3 separate regions of the Mus musculus genome follow, and all the other regions are linked to region 1. A link is a loop called in an ENCODE intact Hi-C map of the cell type or tissue named here. Cell type or tissue: left cerebral cortex. All regions are shown on one strand. Links, peaks and the distances in the headings refer to the core of each region. The heading gives the core; the rest is flanking DNA.

Evidence for each region. A loop is a pair of places that touch in the nucleus more often than their neighbours do. Peaks named below come from ENCODE experiments on the same cell type or tissue, not always from the same donor. Only the 100,000 strongest peaks of a DNase experiment are listed, where the experiment ranks them.
Region 2: a loop joins it to region 1, with 3 times the contacts of the local background. A loop is called at or near these places in 6 of 42 quality-filtered maps.
Region 3: it touches region 1 in a loop (2.5-fold over the local background); 2 of 42 quality-filtered maps call a loop at or near these places.

Annotation. Positions count from the first base shown.
Region 1 is chr14:48,443,467-48,448,716 of GRCm38, forward strand. Tmem260 (transmembrane protein 260) reads left to right here and starts at 2,886. Exons shown (of 16, transcript NM_172600.4): 1 at 2,886-3,137. The coding sequence starts at 2,990. In left cerebral cortex, for the core only: a CTCF peak has its summit at 2,589; DNase peaks (open chromatin) are centred at 2,674 and 2,866; H3K4me3 peaks cover 1,713 bases; H3K27ac peaks cover 1,229 bases.
Region 2 is chr14:49,063,254-49,067,877 of GRCm38, forward strand. Exoc5 (exocyst complex component 5) reads right to left here and starts at 3,414. Exons shown (of 18, transcript NM_207214.3): 1 at 2,873-3,414. The coding sequence starts at 2,899. It overlaps Ap5m1 (adaptor-related protein complex 5, mu 1 subunit), which reads left to right and starts at 3,296. Exons shown (of 8, transcript NM_144535.5): 1 at 3,296-3,611. The coding sequence starts at 3,538. In left cerebral cortex, for the core only: no CTCF peak of the experiment used is centred there; DNase peaks (open chromatin) are centred at 2,287, 2,604 and 3,222; H3K4me3 peaks cover 2,544 bases; H3K27ac peaks cover 1,852 bases.
Region 3 is chr14:48,653,306-48,657,929 of GRCm38, forward strand. Otx2 (orthodenticle homeobox 2) reads right to left here. Exons shown (of 5, transcript NM_001286482.1): 5 at 4,372-4,624. Among named protein-coding and RNA genes, the nearest start is that of Otx2, 12 kb to the right of the region's middle. In left cerebral cortex, for the core only: no CTCF peak of the experiment used is centred there; a DNase peak (open chromatin) is centred at 2,935.

The sequences.
Region 1 (5,250 bases), core at 510-4,509:
ACTACTGAAACTGAACTTTTTTTTTTTTTAAAGATTTATTTATTTATCATATGTAAGTACACTGTAGCTGTCTTCAGACACTCCAGAAGAGGGCGTCAGATCTTGTTACAGATGGTTGTGAGCCACCATGTGGTTGCTGGGATTTGAACTTCAGACCTTCGGAAGAGCAGTCGGGTGCTCTTACCCACTGAGCCATCACACCAGCCCGAAACTGAACTTTTAACCATCCAAGGTTCAAAACTGCACAGGTCATCAAATCTAATTATGAAGGGCATGGTGTAGTTAGCTCCCAGCGTGTATTCTCCACTTACTCATTGTAGGAGAACCTTGAATGTGGTGGTTTGAATGAGAATGGTCTACATAATTCAAATTTTTGAATGCTTGATTCCCTATTGGTGAATTGCTTGAAGTATTAGGAGGTGTGTCCTTGGTGGAGGAGGTGTGTCCTTTCTGGGGGAGGTGTGTCCTTGCTGGAGGGGGTGTGTCCTTGCTAGGGGAGGTGTGTCCTTGCTGGAGGAGGTGTGTCCTTGCTGGGGGAGGTGTGTCCTTGCTGGGGGAGGTGTGTCCTTGATGGGGGAGGTGTTCCACTGGGAATGGGCTCTGTGTGAGGTTTCAAAAGCCCATATCAGGTCCAGCGGCTCACTCTCTCTGCCTGCCTGTGGATAAGAATGCAAAACTCTCAGCCACTTCTCCAGTGCCTGCTTGCGTGCAACCATGCTCCCCAACACGATAATAAATGACAAACTCTTTGAAACCACTAGCAAGCTCCTAAATAAATGCCTTTTTTTGTAAGAGTTGCCTTGGTCACAGTGTGTCTTCCTGGCAATGCAATAGTGACTTAGACCCTGAGTCTGGGAAGGGGAGTCAGTGGGCAAGCTGCTTGCTAGGTGTCTTAGTCAGGGTTTCTATTCCTGCACAAACATCATGACCAAGAAGCAAGTTGGGGAGGAAAGGGTTTATTCAGCTTACATTTCCATACTGCTGTTTATCACCAAGGAAGTCAGGACTGGAACTCAAGCAGGTCAGAAAGCTGGAGCTGATGCAGAGGCCATGGAGGGATGTTCCTTACTGGCTTGCTTCCCCTGGCTTGCTCAGCCTGCTCTCTTGTAGAATCCAAGACTACCAGCCCAGAGATGGTCCCACCCACAAGGGGCCTTTCCCCCTTGATCACTAATTGAGAAAATGCCTTACAGTTGGATCTCATGGAGGCATTTCCTCAACTGAAGCTCCTTTTTCTGTGATAACTCCAGCTGTGTCAAGTTGACACAAAACTAGCCAGTACACTAGGCAAAAGTGAGGTACTGTGTTTGGATCTCCAGAACTCGTAGAAAATCAAGTCATGCTGTTGGCACCTGTAACTCCAGAACTGGCTGGGAGACAGTTGGATTCTATGGGCTCCAGCTAATCAATTTATCAAAAAACAAACAAACAAACAAACAAACAAAACAAAGAACCCAAATGAAACAAAACCAAGTCAAAAACAAAAAACAAAAACACCACCACCACTAACAACAACAACAACAAAAAAACCCAAGGTGGGCAGCTATAGTTGAAGACATCCAAAATTGACCTCTGGTCTCTACATGTACAGACTTGGACAACTCCCCTCCCCACCACACACACACATTGTCACATATGAACACACATACATACAAGATAATCCTGGACAAGCTGTCTAGTTGAAAGGTGTATTTCTCATGATCTCTTGCTACCAAGAAAAGCATTTTCCTCAATGGACGTCAATGGAGAACTTGCTACCATGTCTCCCAGCCATGAAAATCTCTCCCAAATAAACTGCTTCTTCTATAAGTTTCACTGGTCATAGTGTTTTCTCATGCAATAAGGAAAGTACACTGCCCAACCCCTGTGTCCCAGGAGCTCAGATGATAAAGCATTTTATAAACACCAGGAAAAGACTAAGATAGGTGGGCACAATTACTGCCTATCAACTTCACAGCCTGGACACAGTGTTCCTGTCAGACTGCAAATAGCACATTTGTGAATGTTGCCCATTTCCCGTGTATTCTGACACAGATTCTAAGGAGGTTGCCCGCTCCCTTCCCAGACTGAATAATTGCTAAAATAATGCAAACTGCAAGCTTAAAATGTTTACTAGCCTAGCCTGCATGAGGCCCTAGATTCAATTCTCAGCAGTGTGCTGTGTATTGTCTAGTAGCTCCCATCTCTTTCTACATTCCATTTGCATTATTTATGTGGGCTCTTGATTTCATTTTCCACTTTTAGAGCAAAAAAAACAAAAAAACAAAAATCATTCTTCTTCATTTAAGTAGGAGACACTCTTATCATGAAGAGTTAATTTTGTTAACTCAAGTATTTCAACTCACCTACTGAGTTCTCATGTTAAAAAAAGGCTAATTAGCACATTTTAATATCTTAAAATTAGTGAATTAATAATTAGCATATGGATTTACATTAATTTTAATGAGGCAAGGCTCTATAAATACATAGCCGCGATCAATGAGTCCACTGAAAAATATAATAGCAATTAATGTATTTGTGGCTTACTACATGGTTGGAACCCTTCCTTGTTGGGTTTCTAGGGGGCTCTCTTATGCAGTTCCACCCCACGCCACAGGGGGCAGAGCAGCGCTTTCTGGCTCACCGTTATCCACGCCACTTCCGTCTCTTTTGGAACGGACCAAGTCAGTGCGGAAAGGGGGAGAGAGACTGCATAGTGCGAGTAGGCCTGGCCCATGATTGATGTCGTTGGGAATTATGCTCCCTTGTGATTCGTTACTTCAAAGCACACTGACGCAGACACAGTACCACGCGCAGTGACCCCCAGAAGACTCCTAAGCCGTGCCGGAGTGCGCCCGCCATCTCCTCCTCCCCGACCTGGCGGGCGAAGGTATGGTGCGCTCGGCCCTGCTAGACCGGAAGCCGGCGCGGGCTGTGCGCGCCTCTCGGCCAGGGAAGGTCCGCACCGCTGCGAGGGGTCACGGTCCGCGAGCTGCGCGCGTCCGGGCCCATGGGTCTCCATGGCGACGGCGGGAGCCCGGCAGCCGGAGCGGGGCCGTGGCGCTCCGGGGCCCTCCGCGGCAGCGTGGCCGTGTTCGCCTCCGTGGCTGCCGTGTTCACCCTCACGCTGCCCCGCTCGCTGCCTGGGGGAGACTCGGGTAAAGTACTCGCAGGCCGCCCTCCTCCCCGCCCCCCTGCCTCCGGGTGCCGCCGCCTCGGTGTCCCGGCCCCGCGTCCCCTCGCTGGAGCTCCGTGCACGGTTCTGAATTCCAGAACCAGTTCTCTTTCCGGTTCTGGATCTTGGTCTCTGTGTTCTCGAGCTGCTCAGCCGATGAAATTTAACCACTGTCCACTTTGCCCGGATCGTTGTTACCTGTATCACCTGTCGTGCCCTTACAGTGTCACAGACAAAAAAAGATTGACAGTAGTTAACAAATAGCATGGAGCGTTCTACTGTGTTTAGAGACGACACAACGGGTTATTAAATAAACTACATTTTAAGTAGTGGTGAGTTACGGAGGCACTAAGGGAGAATGTGGTTGGAGTGGTAATGAGTAGATTCCTCAGAAGGTCAGGAAAGGCTACCTTGGAGGTGTATTAGTTAGAACCTGAATATTAAGGAACCAGCCATGCAGAAAATTTAGAGGGGAACTCATAAAAGGGAATGCAACTGAAAGCACCCCTCTTCCTGTGAAAATGAAAGACAGGTTTCACACAGATTAAGCTAGGGCATACTTTTCACATATCTGAGTCTAGAAACAAGTCCCTGGTTTGGTTTGGTTTTTACAGCCAGATAAAGTGATCAATAATTTCTCATAATAATCAGCCGTGTTTTCAGAATGGTTCTGTAATGGAACAGTCAAACCGTTTCCTGAAGAGCCCATGAGCTGTTTATAATTTCACTACCTGACAAGTTCACCCGGATTTGGTGGCTGCAGGGGGGAGCATTTATCATCTGTCTGTGGATCAGTATCTCTAGGTGCAGTTTAGCCGGATTCACTAACACAAGACAAGGTGGGGGCCAGGGTTGCAACTTCTCAGGACCCTGTTTAGGGAGTATCTACTTCCAAACTTAAGTCTAGCCCTATATCCCATGTGGCTCTCTTCATAAAATAGCTGATTCCTGTCAAAAGCAAGAGAGCATTCTGTCACCTCTGTCATTTTTGAGACCTAATCCTGGAAGTGATATGCCACTGCCCTGTTTTATTGGAGAGAGTCGGTAAATCTAGACCAGTTCAAAGGGGAGAGGATTACACGGCAAGAAAGCCCTGAGATGGGGATTACCAGGACTGTCTTCAAGATTGCCTGCCACGGAGAGAAGCCTCCATCTCCATTTTCAGGTCATCTCTTCCCGGTTCCACTGAACACTTAGTGGGGGTGGTGTTTCATTAGCATAGCTGGGAATGGAGTTACCAATTTCCTAAGATTAATGTTAAAAAATGAAGGAGTTTTAGGGTAGCAAGGGATTTGATAAAGGAGAGTTTAGAGGTTACATAGCTCTGTACCCATTAAAAAGTATCAAACAATTTATTTGAGCCACAAATACAGGATAAGAAGAATAACATTGCATTTACTGTACAGCACTCATTGTTCCAAGTGCCTTTTATGGAGTTTTACCCTCCCAGCTGTCCTAGAAGGTAGGTAATATATCTTTGTAGATGAGAAAAGGCTAACCTACATGCAAAGTCACAGTGAGTGAGGGTCTTCTGAGAAGGACTTACAGATTGATGCTGGAACAGTCTTCTTAATGCGTATGCGAAAGAGTTTGGTGGCATTGTTAAATTATCCATCCATCACACATAGTGAAAATAAATTTGAAGTTGTTGCCTTTTTAAATTCTGTATTTCATGTGTTACCAAAAGAATAAAGTTGTGTGTTATCTGATTTACCAGACTTCTGATATGTTCTGCTTTGTTTACTGTATGCTAAGTAGCGCTTGCTTCTGATATTTCATGGTCATTTTCAGGAACCATCAGTGAGTTCTTTGCAACTATGTGCCAGTGTGGACATTTTGTTTAAGGTTACTTTCGACCATATTGTTTCTGTGATGTACTTGAATACTTATGAATATATATTCTGTCAATAAACAGAATACATCTCAAAACCAAATAAAATATGCATTTTTTTCTGATAAGTGTTAAGTTTTCCTCTATAGATATATATCACATTGTGGGGCACTGCCAAAATTATTTTTTGCACTAGTAGACATTCATATTCATGAACAATTCTCATGATCCTTGAAAGAACTAACTTACAGATGGGTTTATATGT
Region 2 (4,624 bases), core at 625-4,624, 620 kb after region 1:
CTTTCTTTTTCTTTCTTTCTTTCTTTCTTTCTTTTTTTTTTCTTTTTTCTTTTTTTTTTTTTTCCGAGACAGGGTTTCTCTGTATAGCCCTGGCTGTCCTGGAACTCACTCTGTAGACCAAACTGGTCTACCCTTCCCCTTACAAGCTGGAGTTACCCTCCTGCTTGAAGTTTCTACTCTCATCTATTAACACCTAACTTGGGATACTATTAGTATGTGGGACTTTCCCTAATTACCCCAGGAGAAGGAGTCTGACCTTCCTCTGCACCATGTTATCAGTTAACTCATCTGTCTACCCCAACTATAATTTTTTACTTCAGGATCTTTTAACCAATGAATAGACTTTTCTGTGGCATGTCTGATGAGACATTCAATACTGTTAATTTTAGCAGTTTATCTTGAAGTTGATAAGTACTCAAAAATATTTACTGAATGAATAACTGGCCCTAGTTTTTAACAAAGAACTCTCCTATAAAATGTAACCTACCAAGAGAAATGTGAAGAATCAGTAAGAATGACAGGAGAGACAGTCAACAAAGGAGAAGGAAGTATCTTCGGTGGTACATAGAAAAAGAGCAATATAGGCAGCAACAGAAGAATTTACCACTCAAGCCATGTTTTAATATGCTGACTATCCAAACCACTGAGGAATCTCAGTTCAGATAGGCCATCCTGAGTTTATTACTTAAAAACACCACAGACAGATTCCTTCAGAAAGACCTGTCAACGAGGAATGAAATTAAGAAGGTATTCTGGGCAACTTCCAGGATATACATTATTGTAATAACTGAGTCACCTAGTAATAAATCATCCCGTCAACTGAGTAAAGATTTACAGTTTGATTTTATTGTCAGAAGTTGTCTGTTTAAAAAAGGATGAGTCACCAAACCAGTAATAAGATTTTATAAAAAGCAGAGTTAGCAATGAAATTTCATAAATTCAAAGCTCAACTTTGTTTCCACTTAATTTCTCTGATGTGGAAAATGGAAGTCCAATTCTATTTAGAAGTACATGAAAACCAGGATGCATAAAAACAAAATATCCTTGACTACATCCTGCCCTGTTTCCCTTGCTCTCCAGCTGTGACTTAGAATGGGAAGTAGGAGAGAAAGACACAGCCTGACTTAATCTGCAACCCATATTTGTAGCAGTAGCTGCAGGAAATGGCAGCAGACACTGGGGGCCTTTTTCCTTCTTCCCTTTCTATTAGAAAAAAAAAAAGGTAACTTTTCACTTGGAGAATGAAGGTTTATTCACAAGCAGAACCTAGTGCAGGGTTAGACTCACAGGAAAGGACAAACAGACTTAATTATGCATAACTGGCACTACTTCATTGTAACTATTATTATGTTTCTGATTTTGATGAAACAACAACTACAAATGACAGAGTTGGGATCACTCCAGTTATGAGACCTATCAATATGCCTGTGTGTTCTACGAATCTTCCGATTACTGTATCATCATTGGGTTTCTCTCCTACAGAACTGCTGTCACTAAGCTAAACAACTTTAACAACTCCACTAAATGACAAGACTTAGAGAACAAAATACAAATTTCTTCACCCCTTCCCCCCACCCCCACTTTCTTCATCCCTGAGAAAGAAAACACATTTTCGAATAAGTTACTGAAGACATCTTGGTATACGTCTAAAGAAGAAAATATAATTTTCCATCCAAGAGGAAATTGTGGATGTTAAAGAGAATTCACTATAACAGTAGGATAATATACTGTTTTTCTGTTAATAAGTAGCTCGTCATGAAAGTATTATTTAAAGATCCCAAAGCCTGTAAGATATAAAAATTGAAACAAGTAATTACAGAATTACCTAGTATCTTGACCAAGGATACACAGTAAATGAGCAGAATTTTATGACTGGTGAAGCAAATGTTATAATATCTCCAGACATTTACATCTGAGGAACAGCAATAAATTTTTCCTAGGTGTAATTATAACTTTTACTCAAATCACTTTCATTACAACTTACAATTTAGGCATGCTATTTCTCTAAACAAATGCAGTATCTATGCTAGGAATGACTGCAAGTCAACGTTCAGTAACAAAAAAAAGTAACTGAAAAGTTAGATTTTTTTTTTAATGGAAACAATGGCATTTAAAATTCACGCCACAGAACACGCTGATGCTCAATGGATACAATTTTCACCTATGGTGACATTCTTAACTGTGAACTGCAGTGTTCTCTACAACTTACACTTCTGCTGCTATGGAGTAATCACGCCCCAGCGGGGGAGAAGGTGTATTCCTCATTTTTCTTCATATGACTACTTCTATTTTTTTCCACACAAGAAGATACTGTTTCATTGTCTTGTAACCCCATTCCATTATCTCAAACCTCACCGCTTCTGACACTGACACGCCACAAAATCCAACTGTCAAGTTTAAATATTGAAACACTCAAGAAAATGCACCTGAACGCTCCCACAGCTTCTCACAGCCCAAGGATCCTTTAACTAGCAGTCGGAGGGTTCCACAGCAATTAAATGCAGTAAGATGTGTCGCTTCCCTTCCGTGCTGAGGCTAAGTAGGCCTTTATTGTCCTTAAAAGAATCCTCCCAGCCTTTTCGACTGTAAGGTAAGACGGCAGGCACCCCAGGGCCGCTTCTGAGCTTGTCGGAACCTCGGCACCGAGGAGCCCCCCAGAGTCTCCATTCAGATGCCCCCTGTAGCACCGTCGCGAGGATCCGCACAGCAAGACCCGGCTCGCCGGCCCTGGGCTCCGGAGTCAGCCCTGCCCACTGCCCGTCCGGTCTCCGGGACGTCTGGCCGCCCTGCCACCCGAGCCGGCCCAGCGTCCCGCCGCCACCCGCCCCTCCCCCGCCGCCGCCGCCGCCGCCCGCCGAGCCCCGGGACCCACCTCGAAGAGCTCGGCCGTCGTGGCCATGCCGGCCGGCTGAGAGGCTCGCCCCGCGCTCGAGGCCGTCTCCGCTTCACATGCTGCGCCTCAGCGGCGCCGCTCACCAGTCCCAGCTCGGCCTACCGCCTCCGGCCCGGGCTGCGCACCGCTGCTGGCTGCCCCGGTCCTCACACAGCGAAGGCAGAGAGGGAGAGCAGCCATGAAGCGGAGCCGCAGACGCCTGTCAGCTGCCTCCCGGCGCCGCCCGCGCCGCTCCCATTGTCACCGCCTCGCACGCCGGAAGTGGGGCTGCGCGCGCCCGGCCGACTTCGCGGGGCGGGCGAAAGGAGCGAGCGGCGAGCGGGCCGCGGAGGCGCTCGTTTGCGACAGGGTGACGCGTCTTGAGCCTCGCGGGCCGCCGTCCCGGAAGTGGGCGAGAAGAGTATTCCAGTCCCTTGAGATTCCGGGTGTAGGTTCTTAAGACCTTCTGAGGAGTGTTTTAATCTCTTGAAGGGACCGGGAGACTTGAGTCACCTCACCCGGAAGAGCGAGCATCTCCAGTGAGCTCTTGCGGCTCAGGGAGAACCCGGACGTTGCCTGGTACAGCCCATCTAGAAGGCGGGGTCTACTTTGGCTGGATGGCGACCTTAGTTTCTACATCGCTCTGATACTTGGGAGGCTTAACCATGGCCCTGCGGGCAGTGTGGCTCATACGTCACGAACCAGGAACTCCACTTGGAGGCACCGTCAGATTCTCCAGGTAATTGCAAGTCTGGATCCTCAGGCATGATGGGTCCAAGGATGAATCTAAGCAGGAGTTTTTGTGGTGCGCTGAGTCTCAGCTGTCCCAGGAGCAGCTAGCAGGGTGCCCTTGGGCAATTTAGGCTTTCTACGTTTATCTCACTTTGTTGTAAGGAATGAGTTGCTTGTTACATGATGCTACATGTTTTCTAGTATTACTGCTATTGTATCTTTATTTATTTATATATTTGAGACAGGATTCATGTATACCTGGCTGTCCTAGAACTTGATACGTAGACCAGGCTGGCCTTGAATTTACAGATACCTCCAGAGTGCTGGGATTACAGGTGTGGGCCACGACACCCGGCTATACTAATGTATCTTTAAAATTAATTCCATCTGTTTAAGTTTGGTACAAAAATGATTGCTTAAAGAACGTTATAGTTTGCAGCTTCTAGTGGGTGAGCAAAATAGAAGTGTGAAAAATTAAATTACAGTCACCTTTTTATCCAGGTGGCATAAGTGGTTTGGTCCCACCTTTAGAATTTGCCATATCTTACCAAGATAATTCTATGGAGAGGACTCTGCAGTTCTTTATATTAGATATTAACCCCGATATAAAGTATAGCTGGCTAAGTTCCCCCCAGTCTATAGGCTGTCTCGCCACTTTGCTTGTAGTTTTATTTGCTTTGCAGAACTGTTTTGATTTCAGGAGATCCCATCTGTCAGTTCTTGAAGTTGTTACCTGTCTCTTGGCATTATTTCTAAGAAGCCTCTGTGTTAATGAGTAGATGTGTGTTCTTGGAAAGCAGCAATGTATGGTAGAAAGGTGACCAATTTTAAATCTCTTCGAATGTAAACCAGAAAGCATTTGAATGGTGTAACTGAGGAACTCAGTTATTAGGTTTTTGTTGCTGTGGTTTTGAGACAGAGCCTCACTGTGTACCACTGGCTTACCCAGAATTCACTGTGTAGACCAAGCTAGCCACAAACTCATAGATACCCTCCTGCTTCTGGTTTCCAAATACTAGA
Region 3 (4,624 bases), core at 625-4,624, 210 kb after region 1:
AAGGAAGTCTCCAGGCTGGAAATGGCCCTCGGGGATATGAAGTCCACTAAGGAATCCTCTATATGAAAGACCCTTTCCTGTCCTTGCAAATGGACAAGTTAAAGCTGACACTAGGGACAGGGTGACAGGGGATTCCATCTGATTCAGGAACATTCTTTTCCTCTTGGAGCCAACATAGGTCAATTCAGTCAGACCTTATGGTTATGTTTGCTATGGGATTCTTTTTTTTTTTTTTAATTCAGCGTGTTTATTTGTTTTCTTCAAAATACTGTTTCAAGCTAAGAAGTGGAGGTGCTGGGGGAGGAGGTTAAGGACTAAAAGTCCTGGACCTCATGCTGTTTGACTTTCCCTCTAGGAGAAAAACAGATTTTGAAGTTACCCTTCCCTGAAGAGGGTCTGGCTGCCCGGGCACCCACAGTCGTCTTTGACTAAATGGATTGGACCTGGTAGGGCTCCTTTATTTGAATCTGTTTATTGTTTGTTTGCAATCAACAGCGTTGGTTTTTAAACGCGCTGCTGGCGGGAGGGGAAGTCTGACCGATTCTCTTTAGCATTTGGGAGGGACCTCCTTTGGTTGCAGGTCTGTGGCTGGTAGAGGGCCTTTCAAATGCATTACCTACTTCCTCCCCTCCAGCCACTTCCCGGGTACACAAGTTTCTTGCTTCCGTTGCCTTCCAAATGCTTCCATAGAAAAAAACCTTTCCAAATAATATACACATCTACATCTCTCTTTGAATGGAGTAATAAAACAATTTTTACAAACGCCAGTTCAAGTCACATGGCTATTATAAGTAGTTGGAAAGACGCTCCAAGCAGTTCCACACAATGTGTCTCAATACATGGGTGTAGTACAGTTTCACGTGTAATATGAAGTGTGTTTGAGACAAATCCTATAATCTGTGCAGTTGCACAACCAAGCCCTCCAAAATATCCGGGTAGCTTTCGTTAGGGGTCTTGCTTTCCCCATTGGAGGAGTAGACGGTCTTCGGTCTTTTATGCCCCACCAACCCAAGGGCTGCGGCAATGGAGTTTCTGGGAGAATGAGGTTTATCAGAGGAACCTGCGCTGGCAGGGTGGGCGAGGATTAGGAAAGAAAAGCAGAGGTGCTTAGAGCTCTGGACGCAGATTTAAGTATGCAGATGCTGCGATAAGAACGTACAAAGGAAGGGTAGCTATCCTTCCTGATGGTTTCAAATATAAAAATAAAAAAATAAAATAAAATCTAGGCCCAAGTCAAGGACCAATCGTTAAGCACTTTCCCATCCTGTTTTCTGTTTCTATTTGTATGGGATGCGGCGGTTACCTGCCTGGCTTCTTTGTGTATGTCTTTTGCATGATTAAAACACAACTCTGAAGGCTATAGGCACCACTTAACATTGACAGATGTGGTTTTGGGTTACAGCTTTGTCTATAACAATAGGGAGTTTCTCACCGGACGTGCGACGTCGGGTTCGAACTTGTATTGTGGCTTTAGCCTGGCTGGTGGCTTCTGATTAAAAGGAGACCTGCACTTGTGTGAGGCCTCCTTTTCACTGCAGGTAGCTAGAACCGGACGTTTTGGCAACCTGGCGATACCTAAGACTCCGAAAGGAGCCGCGCCTCCATCCCAGAACTTGCTTCTGACCCTCTGGGCTGCCGCTTCGAACCCCAACCCAAAACCAGCTCTTAGGGAAACGTTATACAGAGGCGTGTGAGTAAGGGGATGGACGAGGCTGAGTTTTCTCAATGAATTTTCTCAAGCTTCAGGGTCAGTACCCAGTTCCTAGCAAAGGGCGGAGCTCGGTGTATTCACTATGTAAGCACCTGGCTGTCCTTGAAAGTCCCCAAGGGCAAACCCAGCTGGGCGCCCCAGCCCGAGGCGCCCCAGGAACCAGCAGGCTGTGTGACCCGCTTCCTCCAGGCTTCCGGGAGCAGCTGTCCCCTCCCCAACCTCCTGCAGCGCACACCCCCCCAACCCCAACCTCCCAAATCCAGCAAAGCCAGTCAGTCGTCCCCGGTCTCCTCCAAGTCGGCTTTCTCAATTTGACTAGACTGACGCCGCTCTCCTGCCTCTGGTCGGTGCGAAGCAGGACGTTTATTTCCCAACTCGCTTTCCAAACCCAGAAATTGATTTAACACCTGAACTCCACTGGGTCTGAAATGTCCCAAGGACACACACACTCCAGCCTTTTCCGGTCGAGCTTGGTGGCTGCGGGCGTGACAATGACTCCTCGCGCTTTCCAAGTCTGGGCTTAAGGGGCCTCGAGACTAGGCCAGGGACTTTATCTCCGCCCGGCAGAGATGTGTGGACCAGGAGCTGGCGTCTGCAGCCTTCACCCAACCCCTCCGGATTTGCAGGCACGGCTAGGATGATTTTCTTAAGAAACTACATATTTAGGAAAGGTAGCCCAGAAGAGGGTCTCTGCAGCCTCCCTGGGGCCGCCTCAACCAACAATGGGTACCAGGTTGTTTCTCTAAGTCACGCCCGGCTTCGGCAGCTGTTCTTTCCGGATTTCCGAGTGGGGGGGGGCGTTCAGACACAGAAGAGGTGAGATCAGAAGGAACAAGGAGCAGAGGAGAGTGACCATTTTCTAAACGTGGAAGTCCTGAAAGTCGTAATTTTATTGGCTTGGTTTAATTTCTCTTCTTTGTCTATGACCAGAACACTCCAGAGGTGAAATCCAAAGAGCGAGGCATCAGAAAGCCAGTCCCTGTGCCCCATCTCTCCCTCCCCCTCCCCCGCCCCCGCGATTCTGTTGCTACCTTGCTTCTGGTTACGCAGCTCCCAGACTCATTTGGAGCCGAGTCATCTCAGTACGAAGTATCAAGCAGAATGGGACTTACTAACTTGATTAAACCAAGTCTTGACTAGGAGTGGCCATCAGAAATCTGGCTGTCTTTAAGCCAAAGCTAGCTTCCCACCCGCTCCCCTTTGCCTTTGATCGTGGGAAATCCTTTCTATTCTGCGCGTCCATTCAAAGCGATTAACTGTGTGGTCTCAGTTAAACGAAGTTGTGGTGCAAAAAATGACGGGGAAAAATGGTTTTAGTGACTTCCTCTAACTTCGTTTACAGACCCAAAAGAAACCAAGTCATTTGCTGAATAGTCCTAAGTTTGCCAGATATTCTTGCTTTTAAGATACTCTCCCTTTCCTTGCTAAAGTTTCCTGAAAATCAAAGGCAATGTAAGAAATTAGTTATTCGGGAGGTACTTTTACTATTGAACCAAACCAAACCAAACCAAAGACAACAACAACAACAACAACAACAAAAAAAAACAAAAACCCTTGCTCTAGGAATACCCCTGGGGCCCCAATGTCACTTCAGGGAAGAGTACAGATGAATCTATCTCCAAGTCCAGGATGATCTAGCCATCCAACTTGGTAGTTGTAGAGTTTTATTTAGCAGTAAAACAATTTTACTCATTAGGCCAAGATTAGATGGCATTCAAAAAGCACAGCCAGGGATGGAAAATGAAATGACCAGAAAACAAATGGTTTCAACTGCTAACCTTCATTTACAGGGTTACAATCAAAGAGCCGTTGAATTTTGGTCAAATTTAAGAACACAAGACGTTTAAGGTGAAATTAAGTAATTCTTACTGGAGGAGCACCACGGACCATTCTAGTAAACTCCTACAGCCAAAAAGGGACTCTCCCTCCTCCCCCCACCCCAGCACACACACACACACACACACACCCCACAAGGCACTGACGGTGGGTGGTGGGTGCCTTATGTTTGACTACTGAAATTATAGGTTTTTAAAGTTTTCTGAAACTCTTGTTCAGAAATCACTCTGCTTGGAGTCCATCCAGAGCCTGGTCACTCCCTCCTTTACCTCTGCCTTTTTTTTTTTTTAAGTAAAAAAAAAAGGAAAACAAATGCCCTTAGAGAACTGAAACAAGAAATACTTGACAATCTTATTTTCTGAAATATTCCAGTCTACCCCCATCCTCACGCCCCTCAAAAACCAAAACCAAAATCAAACATACACACACACACACACACACACACACACACACACACACACACACACACACACAAACCAAAACACTGATCCATCAAAAACCCATACTGACAAAGTGCCTAGCAATTCAATTCAAGTTTGTAGCAAAGGAGGGAAAGATTAGGCTGGCCAGGAGGAGCAACTTCCACTGTGAAGCAATCCTGAGGGAAGTCACAGAAGTTTATAAACCACTGCCATTCACATCTGGTTCATTCACAGATCAGCAAGAGAAAACGTTAAAACAAACAAACAAACAAACAAAAACGGAAGGCATGGAATAACTGATTTCTTCTCTGCCGTACAATAAACATGGTGGGAATAACTGCGTAGCTGAGCACGGGGCTTTTCCTTCATAAGCAATGGTAGAAAATTAAACTAGACCCAAGGTTGTGCTAGAACCATTTTAATATAATTATACATATCTGCCAAATCCAGGAAGGGTTTATGCATATATAACTTCCAGTTAACATCTGCAAGCATAATGACAATGATCTCAGCTTAAAAGTCATCAGGGTCAGAGCAATTGACCAATGTCTTTTTTTTTTTTTTTTTAAACTGCCAGGCTTACCAACATTAAATTACGGGTGAATTAGGGTCCTTTTGCTTCTTCTCGATCCTTGTCCAGAGACAGCAGGGCAGC